Linked DNA regions of Mus musculus: region 1 is linked to region 2. The links are chromatin loops, found by intact Hi-C in ENCODE. Cell type or tissue: left cerebral cortex. All regions are shown on one strand. Each heading gives the region's core, and the rest is flanking DNA. Links, peaks and the distances in the headings are about the cores only.

Region 1 (9,047 bases), core at 4,090-6,589, 450 kb after region 2:
AGACTGAGGAAGGGTAGGGTGTAGTCTGCTGTTGGGAAAACACCTTGGCACCTATCAAGGGAGGGGGGGCTCGCACAGACAGGTGTGCTCAGTCTCGGACACGGGAAGCACCCAGGCACGGTGGTCCAGGAGGCATACAGCTGCAGCCAACTGGCCTGTCAACTGAAGTGGTTGAGTTTTAGACACTGACTCGGTACTGGGACCTGACTGATTACCCATGCTCTGTCTGGCAGGGGCAGCTGTGGGGTGGTCCAGCCACCGCACAGGGGTGGGACAAAAAGTGATTTCCCCAGGCTTCTCCATGTCGGGATATTCTACAGCCTGGGATTTAAAAAGCCTTCACTCGGGCTGGTGAGATGGCTCAGTGGGTAAGAGCACCCGACTGCTCTTCCAAAGGTCCGGAGTTCAAATCCCAGCAACCACATGGTGGCTCACAACCATCTGTAATGAGATCTGATGCCCTCTACTGGAGTGTCTGAAGACAGCTACAGTGAACTTACATATAATAAATAAATAAATCTTTAAAAAAAATTGTATTTAAAAAAAAAAAAAAAAGCCTTCACTCACAGCAAATCGTGATGGCACATGTTCATTATCCTACTGCTAAGGAGGCCAAACTGGACTAAAATCCAAGGGTAAGGGATGGTGGCTTAATGGCAGAGTGGTTAGCTAGCATTCATGAGATCCAGAATTCAACCCCTGATAAATACACACACACACACACACACAAACACACACACACACACAGAGAGAGAGAGAGAGAGAGAGAGATGAAACCTCACTTGCAGGCAATATAGGACAAAGAACTTTGTTCTCTGAAAACATCAGGGTTAATGTCATAACAGAGAATCACCACAGACGTGTGTAAGAAGCCAGCACTGCACTTTCTCACAAGTGAGCAGGTGTAACTTCCTGCGATGCCTTAGGGATGTTACAATGTTCTGGGTGCTGACCCTATGCAGGCATTGCTCTAAGCATCTGCGGCATATGGATTCAGCTAAGCCTCGGAAGAATGCTAAGACGGATCTAATTTTTTTCACCTCATTTGGAAGGGAAGGAATCTGCATCTCAGAGAGGCTTGGCAACTCGCCTGAAATCACCCATGACTGAGACCTGAACTCAAGCAGCCAGCCCAGGTTCCTGTCCTAACCCATCCTACATCCCATTCAACATCCCGTTCATTCCTGGTCCTGCTTCTTGGCAGAGAGCTCCTCCCACGCTCCCAGCAAGAGGGGGAAAGCCTGGCTATCAGATGCTTGGGTCTGTGGCTGGAGACCAGCCGGCTGGTACCTAGTTTGAGGTGCAGGGTGGGCCCATTCTCAGCCAGGGCGGCAGCAGGGGTGGCGGGAAGTGCAGGTGGGCTGTTGTGGAACTCCCAGCGCTTCATCTGCAGCTGCTGTAGCCAGTAGAGCATGGCCTGCTTGGTGGCAGCCTGAGAAGCACAAGCATTGGTTAGTAAGGTCCCAGGCCTTAGGGTAACACTAGGCCTGGCCTACAGAGCTCACGGAAGGTTCAGGAACTCTGTCCACTCTGTGTGTGTGTGTGTGTGTGTGTGTGTGTGTGTGTGTGTCTATATTCACTTCTCTAATGGCACTCAGACTGGAGAGATGGCTCAGCTCTTCCAGAGGTCCTGAGTTCAAATCCCAGCAACCACATGGTGGTTCACAACCATCTGTAATGGGATCTGATGCCCTCTTCTGGTGTGTCTGAAGACAGCTACAGTGTACTCACATACATAAAATAAATATGGCCGGAGCAGGGGCCTGGAGCAAGCGGGGCCAGAAACAAACAAACAAACAAACAAACAGAATCAGGCTCTGGTTTTCTCCTTAGGGACTCCTCAATGTCTCTGTGCCTCTGTTTCCTCAATTGCTTTGTGGTGATGTCAGTCACTACTTTCCCAACTGATGGACTAAACAGCTGTTTTTACATCTGTCAGCTTTCTGGATCTTGTAGGGAGAAGGCAGGAGTGACCAGCCTTTTCCCACAGATGGATATAAGTGGCCCAGGCCCCAGAAACTAGGTCTCTCAGTTGAAAACTGGAAGTTTATTTTAAATATACTTTTAAAAGTACAAGCCTTGGTGGGCTTAGATGATGGGTGGCTTGCTGGAGCAGACAGCCTCAAGGCTACGAAAGGGTGGCAAAGGCTACAGAGCAGCCAGGGCAAGCTCTCTCTTTCAGAGAGGTGTGACCTGCATAGGGAGAGAGATTGTCACCATGAGCTTCAGCTGTCAACATGACACAAACTAAGACTCACCTGGGAAACTGTGACTTAATCAAAGGATGGTCTAGATCATATTGCCCTGTAGCCATGTCTGTGAGGCATTTTCTTAGTTACTGATCCATGGAGGAGAGCTCAGCCCACTGTTGGCGGCGCCATACCCAGGCAGGCATGTCTAGGTCAGTGGTTCTCAACCTTCCTCATGCTGCGACTCTTTAACACAGTTTCTTATGCTGTGAGGACCTTTGACCATAAAATTATTTTTATTTTTTTTTTAAAGATTTATTTATTTATTATATGTAAGTTCACTGTAGCTGTCTTCAGACACTCCAGTAGAGGGCATCAGATCTCATTACAGATGGTTGTGAGCCACCATGTGGTTGCTGGGATTTGAACTCCGGACCTTTGGAAGAGCAGTCGGGTGCTCCTACCCACTGAGCCATCTCACCAGCCCTAAAATTATTTTAATAGCTACTTCGTAACTGTAATTTTGCTATTGTTATGAATCGTAATGTAAATGTCTGATAGGCAACCCCCAAAGAGGTTGCAACCAACAGACTGAGAACCACTGTACTCTCGGCTTACACAGAGGAGGCTGAGCAAGCCAGAGAAAGCAAGCCAGTAAGCAGGGTGCCACTATGGGCTCTGCCCCCAGGCTCCTGCTTGAGTTCCTGCCCCCCAGGGAAGGACTATGGTGTGTAAGGAAGCCTTGCCTTCCCCAGATTGCTTTTGGCCATGGTGTTTCTCAAGGAAACAAACTCAACTAGAACTCTCAAGTTCTATGGAGTCCCTTGGCCTGCTACTCAGATATCAATGAGACAGACTAATATCTACCAGTCTTTTCTGTCCGCACTCTGTTCCTCCGACACTTCCATTTCTCTTAGGCGTCACCACAACCCGATAGACCCCAGACAGACACAAGCACCTCGTTTTACTCCTGAACTCATTCGACATGTTCGACGGAGACCGACCCTGTGACGGGCAGGCCAGCACTCGAGAGGCAGCCCTTAGATCTAACCAGAGTTTACTTCAGATGGCACGGGTCTGGATGTTTTCTTCACCGTGAGGCCTCTTCTGTCTGCGCTATTGCAACCAGGCCACCTGCCAATTCCTATACCCTGCATCCACAGGCCTAACATCTCTGTCATCTGCATTTTCTCCAGGGCCACAGCTCCTGCTCAGCCACCATCCCCTCCTGGGCTCTCTGCTTACCAGCTTCTCCTTATCCCAATTTGCTCTCTGCCCAACAGCCAGGCTGAGCTCTCTGAGCACTCTAATCTCATTGTACTCTCTTAGCTTAAGGCTCTCAGACAGCTTCTACAGCCTAGAAACAAAGTCCAAGGCCCTGGCCTCACTCCCCAGTGTCACCCCCTTCACCTCCATCCTTTGGGCACCTATGTATGCCAGGCTCCTGTTGCTTGCCTGTGACTCGTACTTACACTATGTTTCCCACCTGTCTGCCTATGCTCTCTCAGCATCATCGTCTCTCTCCCATCACCACTTGTTTAAAGTGACGATGTCTTTCTGAAAAGCTCCCCTCCTCATTTGGAGGAGCCGATCCCTCTGTCACCACACTGTTACTGTCCAAACTCTTCGCAGAGTCTCCATGAGGCACTTACCCATGCCTGCCAGTTTCCCCATCACACCTCGAGCTGTTTGAGAATGCGGTGCAGAGTTGAGCAAGTCTGACTTGATCCACACCCCAAAGCCTAGCACAGAGCCAGGCATATGTATGGACTAACCAAAAAAATAAAAATAAATAAATAAATCATGTGCTGAGGGACCCTGACCAACAGCACTTGTCTTGTGGAAGGAACACAAGACCTAAGCCCACATGACCTCTAAAATGTCCTTTCTTGTTTAAAAATTGGATTCCAGCCTAGCCAACTGGCCACACTGCCAGGAAAGGAGAACTACACCTCCCGGCATCCTAGTATCTGAACAGCTGCAGGTTGAGGACATAGGGAGACAGAGACCAGGCAGTGGAAAGAAAGACCTTCATCCTTGCACTCCTCTGCCTAGAGAACTAACCTAAGCCCACATCCATCTTCCCAGACAGGTAACAGGACACTTCCCCTTAACATGATAGATAGGTTCTGACCTGTGGCTCCATCACTCCGTGTGTGCATACGTGTTTATTCAAAAGGCATTTACTAAGAACTCACTAGTTCAGGCATGCCTGGATGAACAATCTAGGCCCATCAGTGAACTTACATATTTTCCTTCCTAATCCCTACCCATGTCTGCATTCCCTCCCGTTGGCCAAAACACCAAGATATGAATCAGATCCTGGCCTCAGCGAGTGCAACCACAGTACCCTGACTGCTTCAATACCAGGTTTGATAACAGCACTGGAAGATTCCAAAAAGTGAGCCACAGCATTGTAAATGCCTGGGCTGGGCCATTCCCTTTTGTCTATGAATCAGTTTCTTAATGCATAAAAGGAGTCCCTCACCCTTGCCTGTGGGAAGGCAATAAGGAAATGGTGTGAAAGCTAAGTGGGACAGCTCCAGGCTCTGGGGCACTGACTGGATGGTGATCACCGTCCGGGTTAATTTGCGGTGGCCATGCATTGGCCCTGAAAACTAGCTCGAGCTGTAAAGTGCGGAGTTCCACTTACCTTGAGGGTAATAACCCGGCTGGGAGTCTTGATTTCAAAAGTGCCCTCCTCCTCAGCGTCCGCCTTACAGTCAAAGACCGCACTGGAGAGATCGATGCTGTCCAAGGGGTTTGCATCCTGCGCGGTGCGCGAATAATACAGGTGGCACTTCCTCTCATCGTAGAAGAACCAGCGGCATTTCCAGCCCTTGATGGGTCCTTTGCCGCCAAACTTACTTAAATACCCACAGAGTTTCTTAGGGACCGTGTCTAGAGGCCGGGCGCAGCCCTCCGAATCCCCGGGAGATACCACCTCGGGCTCCCTGGCCAAGCCCGGAGGCTGTGTGGACTCCGAGGAAGAGGGAGTGCGCTCGGGGGCGTCCTCCATCGCTGCTGGCCCGCTGCACAGGCCTGCGGCACTGGAATGCGGGAGGTCCGACGGGCACCTGGGAACCGGCGATACCTGGCTGGGGCGGAGCCGGTCCGGTCCAGCCCCTAGAAGAAGGCGGAGAGCACCCCTGCCGGCGCCGGAGAGAGCGCCTTAGACACTTGACAGCAAACTCAGCGCAGGACGGCAGGCCACGCCCCTGTCACGCGAGGACCGCCCCGGGTCCCGCCCACCAAGCCAACTTCCGGCTTTTCCTCCGCGCTGTCGGCCATGTTGCTTCGTTCGCCCGCGGCGCGTGCGGGCGCCTCTGTTTAAAAACAAGGCTTTTTCTTTCTCCGAGGCGCTTTAAGCGTGGGGAGGGATGCAGGAAGCCAGGCCAAGCTACGTGGCCGTGGGGTTCGCGTGGAGGCGCTGGAGCATGGCGTCCTCTCCAGCCGCCACTCTACGGGTGCCGCGCGAGTCACCGCGGGACGGCGCATCGCGCAGCCATTGGCCGAGCGCTCCGTTTCCGATCCTGAACCTAAAAGTTTGGAAGTTTTCCCAGTCACCTCCCGCGATCGCTCTGGTCGGACACCACCTCCTCCACCACCCCTGCCTCGGCTCGCATTTCACCTTACAGCCCCAGTCGCCTTACCTCGGGCGCCTTGTTGCACTGGCGGGAACGCGGAGCACCGCGAGGACAGAGCAGAGCTTTAAATAGCAGGGCTAGGATCCAACTGATTCCCTCAACCTCCTGCCTCAGTTTACCAAAGCGCCCCGAGGCGTGTTTCGCCACTAGATCGATACACCTTGTTCTGGTTCACCTCTCTTCTGGAGTCTCATCTTTCTTGCCGGTTACTTTGCCCGTCACCTCAACTCCCTTGTGCGATCCGTTTACAGGCAAGGGTTTTTTAGTGGAAGTATGGCAGTAGCGACCCTCTCTGAGTACCTGTATATTTTTAAGATTCTCTATCGTTGAGCGACTTTGCTAAGGTTTTCTCACATAAGGATGGGCAGGGCTCACACCTACCCTTCCCTCCACAACAAGAGAATTTATGGTGAAACTAAGGAGCCCTCCTAGACTTGGAGAGGCCACTGGGCGTTGGATTTTGTAGATGGGGAAGGTTACAAATCAGTATTGTCTACTAAATACCAGGCGCTCGCGCGGGGGCGGGGGGGTCTTTTTTATTGGAAACAGATTATTTTCTCATCCCAAATCAACATTGGCCATCGTACCTCTGTTGATAATTTTGCATTTTTAAGAAATCCTTCAGTACTTCCTTGATCCACACCTGTCTATCCTCAGAACTGTTTTTGATAGTATGCCCGAAGCTCCAAATACAGAAGGTAGAAAAGGGTGAGTCTTCATTAAATGTTGGCTGCAACTGAAAGTCAATAAACGACTTAAAAGCTGTAAGCCACCAAGAGGACAATAGGGTGTTTAGCAGAATTCACACCACTGAAAACTGGAAAATGCTACAATTAAATTATTGTTTAAGACAGGATCTCATACAGCACAGGCTGGGCTCAAGCTTGCTGTGTAGCCAAATATGACTTTGAATTTTGAACAGTCCTGCCATTGGCAGCAGAGCCAGACACAGCAGCTGTGAGTTCTCGCAAACCTTTAGGGACCACAACCCACATGAAACTGAATCCTCACCTGTATTGCAGAGACGAGCTTGCGGATGAACCAGTAAGAAGCAGATCGGAGTGTTTTAAAAAGGTGCCCAGGAGACCCTAGAGTATGAGTGTGGACTTCTCACAGTCTTACTTTAGGGACTTAGCTCTAGCCATATGTACTATTTTGGTGGCTTCAAGTGACATCTCAAAGGATTACTAAGAAATTTTATTTTGGACCTCCTTTCCAATAGTGAGAGACTGGCTCTGGAGGTACCTTGGCTGGAATTACAATATGATAAGATAAAGCCAGGATCAATTAGAGTTACACAAGACACTTAGAACATCTCTTACCCCAGAGGGGCTTTCTAGTAAGATTCCTAAAAAATTACAGGTTTACCAATAGGAAGAGAGAAAGGCCTGAAGCAGTTGTTCCTCATCTTGATATTCTCAGCAAGCAAGAGACTTCAACCAGACTCAGGAGTGAAAGGCTGCTTCCTGTAGCTGAATAATTTTCCCAGTTTTTTACCTTGCTACCCTCTTGAGCCCACTTCCGAACTGTTGAGATTATAGGAATGCACCTCCGTGCCTGGCTGCAATGGGCTTTCATACTGCTTTCAGACTTTACAAGAGTCAGTAGAAAGGAAATAAGTTCCAAGAATTCTGTGATAAGGCTGACTCTCGTAGAGAACATCCAATCTCTTATGTTCCAGGTCAGAAAGAGATTTTTTTGGTTTCCATAAAGAATCTGCAAATACCTTGACCACAATGACATAATGTGTGAAAATAATACAGACAAGTTAGTCTTGGGCTGTGTAGATGGCTGGGGTCAAGGTGCTTGCTGCTCAAGCTGATGACCTACCTGAGTTCTGTCCCTGGTCCCACACGGCAGAAGGAGAGAACAGACTCCAAAACGGTACCATCTGACCTTTGTGCAAGCACACACACACACACACACACACACACACAATGTAATTTTTAAATTAATGACAATTTCTTTCAAGCCTTAGGAATAAAATCAAATTCCCTGTGTAACTAGGTAAAGGAGGACATGGTGTTGTCGGGGTGCTCAGTGGATAAGTCGCTCACTGCAGCGTCTGACTGAGGTGACTTCAGTCCCTGACTCCCACAAGGTAAATGGAAAGAACTGACTCCTACAGCCCTCTCACTGACACACCCGAGCCATCCACGGGTGCACCCACATCCACATACCCTCCCACCATTTAAGTTTAAAGGGTACAAGTGGCCATTATAAGTAATTGGATAGGAGAGGGGAGAAGCCCCTAAAACACTGTTCTTACCAGGAATCCCCACTCAGGTAAGTCACAAGCGTTCATGGACTCCGCTATTAGAATTTTAGCACAATCACAATTGTGAGCTTTGGGAAGCTGTTCAATTTCTCTAGATTGTAGTATTTTTGATTTGCAAAGTAGATCTTTAAAAGTCAGAAAATCCTGGGGTTTTGGTTTTGTTTTGGAACAACATGGGTGAATTTGAATATTTTTCTAAGTGAAAGAAGCCAGGCTCAGAGGGCACATATAAATTAGTTAACTCATAGAGACCAAGCTCAGAACAGCTGTTGTCAGGGTTACAAAGGATGGATCTTAAGTGACCAATGAAGTCCAGAAATTAAAAAAACAAAAAAACAAAAACCCTTTTGCTCACCTAATTAACATTGCCGAATTAAAATGAAAACCTCATCCTAACACAGGGTTTCCCCTTATACTTTTATAAATTGCCATTTTCCTATGTGCAACATTTGTCTCATCTCTATCCAGGGGCAGCTCTTTGTCCTCCAGTACAAATAACCCTTACCCCTTTCCCTCACCTATTTTTTTCCCCTCTCCTTTGTTCTCTTCTTCTCCTTCATCCTCTGTCTCCAGTCTTTGTTTCATATTCCCTGCCATTTTCCCCTCTGGGACAAATAAATGTCCTGTGTGTTGAGGTTTGTGTCTTGGGGTGTGTTGAGCTGGTTTCGAGATTCCCTACACTGTTAATGTTTATGATATGCTAAGTTTATAAGTACTCTTCTCATGTTTATATTCCTGTAAATAAACACACCAGAGTGGGGGACATGGCTTTCTAGTTAGAAGCTATTGGCTTCTGTCTTAGTTAGGGTTTTGTTGCTGTGAACAGACACCATGACCAAGACAATTCTTATAAAGGACAACATATAATTGGTCTGGCTTACAGGTTCAGAGATTCAGTCCATCATTGAGGAGGAGCAGGGCAGCATCTAGGCA
Region 2 (8,611 bases), core at 1-2,500:
CATAAAATATACGCATTATTATTTATACCTGCTGCCAAAACAAGTACTTAACACACACACACATATGTGTGTGTATATATATATAAATATATACATACATATGTGTGTATATGTATATATGTATATACATACACACACACACACACACACACACACACACACACACATATATATATATATAGTGGAGTTGTGAAAGAGGGATTGAAAAGAAGTAAATTACTTTTGTAGAAATAACTCGGGTGAATTACTCCAAAGAGCAATACCAGCAGCCTAAAGCACAACGGACATTAAAACCGGAAAACAGCAAGACAGGGGCTACCCTAAAATGCCAAGTATAGCCAAAATGAACCCAGGGCAACATGCCACTCAGTAAAACAGGGTTACCAAGCCCTGCCCTTTCCATTTTCCAAGGTGTCCATAAGAATACAATAGAGTAACTCCCAAGTGCTAGGCTCTGCGAGTGTTATTCTACTTTGAGCCCTGGAAGGCGCGGCCCATGTAAAAGACTGGGTCAGGGTCAGTTCTGCTGGGTGCTGGCCTGGGAGACGGCGCAGGCTGAAAGCTCTGCACCATAGACGTGCCGGGCAAAGGGCACGACAGGGAAGGCCAGGGACCACAGAGACGCGGGCGTGCTCGGCTGTTCCCGCACACCGAGCCAGAGCGGGCGGCCAAGGCGCAGCGGGAAGGCCCGGGATGCGGTCACAAACCCGCGGGAGGGAGGCCCTACGCGCGCCCGTGGAGGGGACCCCACCTCCGGTGGCCGCCGCCGCGGGGTAGGGCCGCGCAGCCAGCCGAGCCTGGCGCAGCATCAGTGCCCGCTGTCGCTTCCGCTCCACGCTCGCGCGTACGGCGGCCGGCAGCTGCGCGGGCTCGTCCGCGGCCACGGGCTCAGGTGACGTCTGCTTTTCCTCGGCCGTCGCCATCGCCTACACACTCCGTAGGAAGGGAACGCGTATTGTTGGTGAACAGCGGAGCCACAAGTACCCGGCCCTACTCCATCACCAGGCAAGGAGAAGAGCTACGCATGCGCAGTCGAGGAGTCCTGGTGGAAAAGCCTATGAAGGGCGAGGCAGTACGCCTGCGCAGCCGAGGAGTGGTGGCGGAAGAGATGATAGTGCACTTGTTGACAAACAATCCGGACTAAGCGATGGGGGAGAATCAGGACTTTAAAGTCATCCCTGTGTTCCAGACCAGCCTGAGCTACATGAGACCCTGTCTCCAAAAGTAAAGAGAACATGGAAAAGAGCATTGGGAAAGAATGGCTGTGTGACAGCTAAAAAGCATGAGAAAACAGGAAGGCAACAGAGAAAAGTGGGACGTGGTATGAGCTCCAAACCCAGCTGCGGGCCATGGGTAGAGAGCCAAAGCCATAGCCACATGGAGAGCCAGACAGCCCCATGACAACAGACTGGCCATTCTATACACAAATGAAACCCTTGTTTTCATCCAGTGGGGGAAACGTGATGTGGCAGTGACTCCTCCTGTGTGAGCCATCTTTCCAAAGATGGCTTTGGAAAAGAAATGCACATTGTTACTCCCCGTGTTTTGGACCGATGTGCCAGGGGGCTTGTTCATAGCATAGCTGCTCCCGAAAACCAAAAGCTGGAATCTACCCAAATGTCCATCAACTTTTGAATGGCTAAACAATGCATAGTATTACCATACAATGAACTATTTTTCTTCAAACATGAGAAAAATGAAGCGCTGGTCCATGCTACGACATGACTGAACTTTGAAAATGTTACTCTAAGAGGAAAAAGCCATTCACAAATGCATATGTTTATGTGAAACTCACAGAATAAGCAAGCCCGCCATAACAGAAAGCAGTCCAGAGGTTCCTAGAGTTTGCAGCTAAGGAGTAACCAGGAGGAGATGCTCCTCTGTAGGTATGAGGCTGCCTCCTGAGGTGATGAGAATTCTAGAACTAGACACTCTTGATGATTGTGCAACTCTGTGGATGTATTTTCTGGCCAGAGCAGGGAATCTGAGCACCAGAATTATAAAGAACCCCACCTCCACCCCACCCCTGGGTAGCACCAAACCTTAAGTGGCAGCACCTGTGATGACCACCACAGTCTCTGCACATTTCTGGCTTGGTGGCTGAGGGAATGAGGTAACAGGATCTCCCCCAAAATAACCTCTGAGAGTGGCCAGTGCTCAGAATCCTCTCCCCCACAAAGCACCGAATCTGACAGGTTGCAGGGTGTGGCTCAGGTGCGTCCTGAGCCCCAGTGTTTTGAAACTCTTGGCAACTTGTTCTTCCTTTCCAGGTTAACTCCCTCTCCTTTGGCTCAGGGACTTTTTGTGATAGAGTTTCAGGTAACCAGGTCTGAACTGTGAGCTGGCGCCTCAGCTCAAAGCAGTCTCCCTCTTCAGAAAGGAAGAGTGCTCGCCCTCATCTGTACACTCCACTGGGTGACAAAGGCTACGGGTTTGCTCAGAGCAAAACACATGAGTCACTTGGTGGGGGTACAAAAGGAAAAAGGGCAGGGACAGCAAACCAGGGGCCCTGTCCTTGCCTCTTCCCATCCTGTCTCGAGGAAACCATGACTGTATCCACTTTCCCACATTATACCTCCTTCACCTCCCAGACTGACAGATCCTGACTAAACAAGGAAGCTGCGTAAAGGACAGAGAGCATTGAAACCCCAATGGAACTGAAGGAAAGTAGACTCTGAAAAAGGGAATCCAGGAAGATGGGGTAAGACACGGACAGAGGCCGTGCTCAGACTGTCTCTCTGTGTGCATGACTGGGCTGTTTTTCCTCTGATTCCCTGAGGTTTTGGCCCTTAAATGCAGTCACCTTGGCCATCACTGGCACCCACTCACAACAGAAGCATGTCTTTGAGCAGGTTTTCATGTCACTGAGAGCTCCCGGGCTGAGGACCCAGCACACAGCAATGAATTAGTCCTATTCTTCCTCTCCTGGAGCTTCCGGTCTAATCTGGTCTGGTCACATGACCACCTGTCACACTCTTATCTGAAAGGACTCTCTTCTCCACACCTTGAAGCTCTTTCTTGATATTTCAACTGGATATTCCTTCTTTGCTCTTCTGAAACTTATCCCTCGCCCTCAGCCCATCCCCCAACCAGCGCCATCCATCTTTAATGACCGATGGAGCTCTGAATGGGTACCAAATGCACTTGGGCTTAAGGCAGCATCCTCTGGCATCCGGGAACCAGGAGGGCTGGCCCAGAGTGGGCATCATCTGTCCAACTGTTGAACGTCCTTGCAGTCACCAGAAATCAATGAGGATACAACCCTGAGCAAATCGACAGATCCCTCCTCACACAGGCAATGTGTCCTAACTAGCTTTGCTCGGACCCAGTTCACGTGCTCTCCAATGTACCCATTTAAAGCAGTCTAGTCATGTTCAATATGGCACAGGTTGTACAAATGTCACCACAGCCCACTCTAGAACATTCTTTCTTGTCAGTTTAGAAACAAACCCCACAACCTTTAACAGTCACCTCACCCCTGCTGTGAGCATCCAGGTACTAGCATATGCTGTCTCTGTTGGATCCAGACGTGGGCATGGATTGCTGAAGCATGCGGAGACTCCGTGTCTAACATTCTAAAGAACTGCCGTGGGCTGGAGAGATGGCTCAGCAGTTAAGAGCACTGACTGCTCTTCCGAAGGTCCTGAGTTCAAATCCCAGCAACCACATGGTGGCTCACAACAACGAATAAAGCGATCTGGTGCCCTCTTCTGGTGTGCCTGAAGACAGATACAGTGTACTTAGATATAATAATAAATAAATTTTTAGACCAAAGCAAGCGGGGTCGAGGCAGAGTGAGCAGAGGTCCTGAATTCAAATCTCCAGCAACCACATGATAGCTCACAACCATCAGTACAGCTACAGTGTGCTCATATATGTAAAATAAATAAATCTTTTAAAACAAACAAACTCCTGCTGTGCTTTCCAAAGCAACTGTTGAGAATACTTACGGAGTCTGCAGCAGTTCTAGAGAATTCCCCTAGGGAGTGAGAAAGCCATTTGTGTGGCCAGAGTGCAGAGGAGAGAGCTAAGTGACCCTTATCTACCAAGAAAGTCTGGACGAGCCAATCCAAAAGATTACTGCTTTGGGTGTGACATCCATGGAGCAAAGGCACAGGGTGGGCTGGGGGTTCATTTTGTTCCCATTTGTCTGAACATTCATCTCACTTCAATAACTACCAGACCCAGGGATACAGGACAGGAGGGACAGATAGGGACACTTTCATATTCCATACTAGAAAGACACACTTGTACTCTGCCAGGTGGCAGAGAAGTCTCGACGTGTACTTATTAATACGTTAGCGTGAGCACGCTGTTAGCGCTTTGCTTGTTTGGGGCTCACACCTCTTCCTATCAATCCAGATGCCCCTGGAGAAGCCCAAAGTTCACACTGCCAGATACTAACTCAACCCCATGTTTCAAGAAGTGTCTGAGCCCAGGCATTCATAGGATGGAATTTCATAGAAAGCAAGCAAGGGATACAAAGGATGATAATGAGAGTCACGGACACCGCCTTCGGAGTGTGAATCCAGAGGGGCAAGACGGAGCTTTGGAATGACTGACAGACTTTCTTCCCACCCCTTCCCTATAAAGCTTCCTAGATGGAGATGAGATGGAAGGCAGGTGTTTGTCTGTTTGCTTGCTTGCTTGCTTTTTAAATTGGTAACCGGGGACCAAGGAGATGGCTCAGCAGGGAAAGGTGCCTGTTGCCAAGCTTGACAATTTGAATTTAATCCTTGTGACCCATGTGGTAGCAGAAAGTCACATGTGCCGTGGTACACGCATGCACAAATAAATTAGTAAATGCAATAAAGTTTAAGATGTAAATCTGCTACCTTCAGGAATTATCTGTTCTCTGCTTTATTTTATCTGTTCTCTGGATAAGCCATAACATCCTGATAGAGTTCTTGTCTCTGCTTGACCTTTGTGGCCACAGGCAGTGTGAGCTCCCAGACTCCCAGCCGTGATCACATTCAGAGTTGCCTCCAGCCACCACGATTCTCAGATGTTAGAGACAGAAGTGTCGATAGGGTGAGGGTCTGATCCACACGGACAAGAAGGCATCAAAGCTCCACCAGACTCCTATGCAGGGAGCTCGGCTCAAGCTGGCAGGAGCCTGTGTTAGACTTTCCGCCACCATGACAAAATACCTGGTATGGACAGTAAGGGGTGAGGGGCTTGGAATTACTTCTTTGGCTCCCAGTGTGGAAGGTTGCAGCCCGTCATGGTGGGAATGGCACAGTGGAGTGGAGCCGCTCGCTCCAACCAGATGTACTTTTAAAGGCACATCCCTGGTGACAAGCTTCCTTCAGCTGGGCCCTGTTTTGTCAAGTTCCCTCCCTCTGGGGATGAAGTGTTGAATGCATCCATCTATCTGAGACATTTCAGATTCAAACCATAGCAGACAGCTTAGGGAGGTTGGGCATTTATCTTTCAATCATTTAGAAATTCTTCGCTTCCTCACAAACTTGTATTCTGTTTTGTTTTATTTTGTTTTGTTTTGTTTTCCTTTTTATGTATCCTAGGCTGGCTTCAGATTTAACATCTAGCCAAGGATAGCCTCGAGCTTTAGCTCCTCCTACATCAACCTCCCAAGTCATGCGCCACCATGTCTGTTTTATGTGGTGCTAAGACTCAAACGTAGGGCTTCGGGCGTTTGTGACAAGCACTCTACGAACAGCCACATCCCCTGCCCCTCCCTTCACATTTTTAATTTAAAAATATTTCTAGCTCGGCGCGATGACTAACCACTGTAATCCCAGCACTTGGGAGGCTGAAGTAGGAGGATTACCATGCATTCCGGGTTGGCCTGGGTGACATAGCAAGATCCTGTACATTGTGCAATGACTAAATCAGTTAACATGCATGGGATCCACATACTTATTCATGGTCAGAATACTAGACTTCTACTCTAAATTCCCAGTGGGATTGCTGTATGACACTGCAGTTCTTTCAGCTTTATTTGTTTCCTATTTTATTATTTTTATTATTATTATGTTTGTGCACACACGTGTGGGAGCCAGAGGACAATTTTGGGGACTTGATTTTCCACCATAAGTTCTAGGGATCAAACTCAGGTTGCCAGTTTGCACACTGCTAGACCACCTCCCCAGCCTTCCGAACTTAGTTTTTGATGAAATGTCCTATTTCTCTCAAATCACACGACTCCTGTCTCTTGGGCTCTCTCTTTGATAAATACCTGATTTTCAAAAGTGAACTTGGCTTTGTTGATGCTGTGTGTTTGCGGCTTGGAGTGTGCTGGTTGGCGCATCTCCACCGAGCTCCATCCCTACCCCCACCCTCTTTCAGAACGTTTTCCTTTGAGACAAGATCTCGCTAAGTTGCTTAGACTGGCTTTGAACTTGCTGTCCTCCTGCCCCACCCTCCCAAGTAGCTAGGATTACAGGTGTGTGCCACCATGCCTGGCTATTGTTCTCGTTTCATAAAAAGAAATCTAGCATATGTTCAAGGTGAAATGGTACCTGCCAGTCACCCTCAGTCTAAGAGGACAATAAAGAGGGAGGCAGGCTTCGGTGACAGGCTGGAGCAGGCCCAAAGAGGCCAGGGCCTGCACTTTGTTAAAGAGGAGCTAAAAAACCCAGGGTTCTAATGTGAAACCTTCATTCTCTAATGGTTGACACCAAAGATAGGAAACATGTGCTATCTTGTACTTCTTCCCCAGCATCTCCACCATGGTCCTCTTAGCCCTGCTCACCAGCCCTGACCTGCACTGCTCAGCGGTTGATCCATGAGCATGGACTTGGCTGATCTGTGGCCTGAACATATCACCCTTGCAGCAGCAGACTCCCAGATATGCCTCATGATAGTTGAAGTATTTATAGAGCCTTAAAAGGAAAGGGCTACTTACTAGGAGGCGGGGGCATGGAATCCCATTAAACTCTGAGTCTTAACCAATCTCAGTGAGTTAGACAGGTTATGTCTTCTCCATAAGCCTCAATTTCTTTACCTATAAAATGCGGATGAAATTACCCACAAGTGTGTTCAAGGTCCTGGCAGTTATCGGCAATGGCTGTTGTCAGCAATAGCCAGTAGGGGGCACCAAACTAAACCAAACCAAACCCCACCTAGTGACCTCACTCCTAGTTGGCTGGGAAGTTATAAATTAAATTACACTTTGCACTGCACTTGGGAGCCATCATCTAACACAAGCAGATTAGGAGTGATACAAATCGCATCGTCAACGAGGAAAGCTCTGTACTTGGGCACTTGTTCTGGATGGAATTTGGGGGCTGTTTGACCTTGGTAATGACAATCTGTCTGAAATCTTCCTTTCTTGGAGGCCAAGATGGTGAGGCCAGGGTACCTCTACAGGAACCTTCTAGCTGTCTGTCACCAACGTTCTGGTAGAAATCAGTGCGGGACAGCATCCAGGTGCGGAGGTCCGGGAGGAGCGGGATCTAGCTGACTTCTGCACGCCCTGGCCCCAGGCTGCGTGGTGATTTGGTCCGGGTCCAGGGAAAGGCGCATCGGTTCATCCCAATCTCACAAAGGAGTGCTCTCAGAGACCTGGGTGGCGGCGTGTTTTCCTGCAGTAGCACGATGCTTTTCCAAACCTTTTGTGCAGGTTGCCGCTGCAGCCACAGAGACCACCCAGCCTGACAAAGAAAGGAATTCTTGTGTGCAGTTGACAGCCCTCAGGTTGACGGCTCTGCTTTTGCCCGGGAGGCTGTCACTCGCAGAACAATGGCAGCGAGCAGGGTGGCTCTCACCTGAGACGGGAGCTGCCGCCCGTGGAGGGGGAAATGCGGGTCTATGAGCTGCCAGAGAACCCGCCTGGCTCCAGAGGCTGCTCAGGGCTGGGGTGCTTTCAATCTGCTGAGCAGAAAGCAGAGAGTTGAGACCTTAATCCCCACTCACAACACAGACACAGACGCACATTATATATTAAATATGATGAATTATTGGTACTGAAACATAAATCTCTACAACATCGTTTTGGGTGAATGAAGTCTTTCATATTTAATAAGGTCTTAACTATATATATGCTCTCAATTGATGAATACATACAGCTTAATTCCCATTTCTGGAAATTTCTAAAGCTGTTGAAATTAAACTAGAATACCAAAGTTCAGGTGACCTGCTGTTGCCTGAGAAACAGGGAAGGCTGGCTGCAAAGGGATGTGGGGGGACTTCCCGGGAAACAGAACTGTTCTATGTCCTGCTTGAGTGACCACCAGTCTGTATATGCCCTTGTAAGACGACTTTCGACTGTTAGCTTTGCATTCCCTCATTTTACACTGTGGCAAATTTCACCTCAATATTACTGATTTTTAAAACTGATTTACAAACAAACTATGACTTTTCTTATTCAAAAAGAAGTTCAGCCATATAGGAGTTGTGTTGTTGTTGTTGTTGTTGTTGTTTTTAAATACCCTGGGACTCAAACCCTGGAAAGAAAAATCACAATAGAAGACAGCAAAAATGCAGATGGTTTACAAAAGGCAAGGGAAACTCAGCCATATTCTCATTGCCTGGAGGTTTACACAGCTATCATTTTATATTAACACCACTGCCCTTCTGTTTTCACAAAATAAATTGTTTTGTAATCTAATCTATTTATTTATGCATCAAGTTGAGAGCATAGATACAC

What was found. Hi-C counts contacts between places; a loop is a spot of excess contacts. Peaks named below come from ENCODE experiments on the same cell type or tissue, not always from the same donor. Only the 100,000 strongest peaks of a DNase experiment are listed, where the experiment ranks them.
Region 1: it touches region 2 in a loop (8-fold over the local background); 4 of 42 quality-filtered maps call a loop at or near these places.

The regions. Positions count from the first base shown.
Region 1 is chr4:46,644,827-46,653,873 of GRCm38, forward strand. Tbc1d2 (TBC1 domain family, member 2) reads right to left here and starts at 5,373. Exons shown (of 13, transcript NM_198664.3): 1 at 4,843-5,373; 2 at 1,291-1,432. The coding sequence starts at 5,208. In left cerebral cortex, for the core only: a CTCF peak has its summit at 5,351; a DNase peak (open chromatin) is centred at 5,415; H3K4me3 peaks cover 2,061 bases; H3K27ac peaks cover 801 bases.
Region 2 is chr4:46,195,298-46,203,908 of GRCm38, forward strand. It overlaps Xpa (xeroderma pigmentosum, complementation group A), which reads right to left and starts at 1,014. Exons shown (of 6, transcript NM_011728.2): 1 at 752-1,014. The coding sequence starts at 923. Gm31617 (a long non-coding RNA gene) reads left to right here and starts at 7,131. Exons shown (of 3, transcript XR_390536.3): 1 at 7,131-7,263. In left cerebral cortex, for the core only: no CTCF peak of the experiment used is centred there; a DNase peak (open chromatin) is centred at 1,023; H3K4me3 peaks cover 1,591 bases; H3K27ac peaks cover 1,714 bases.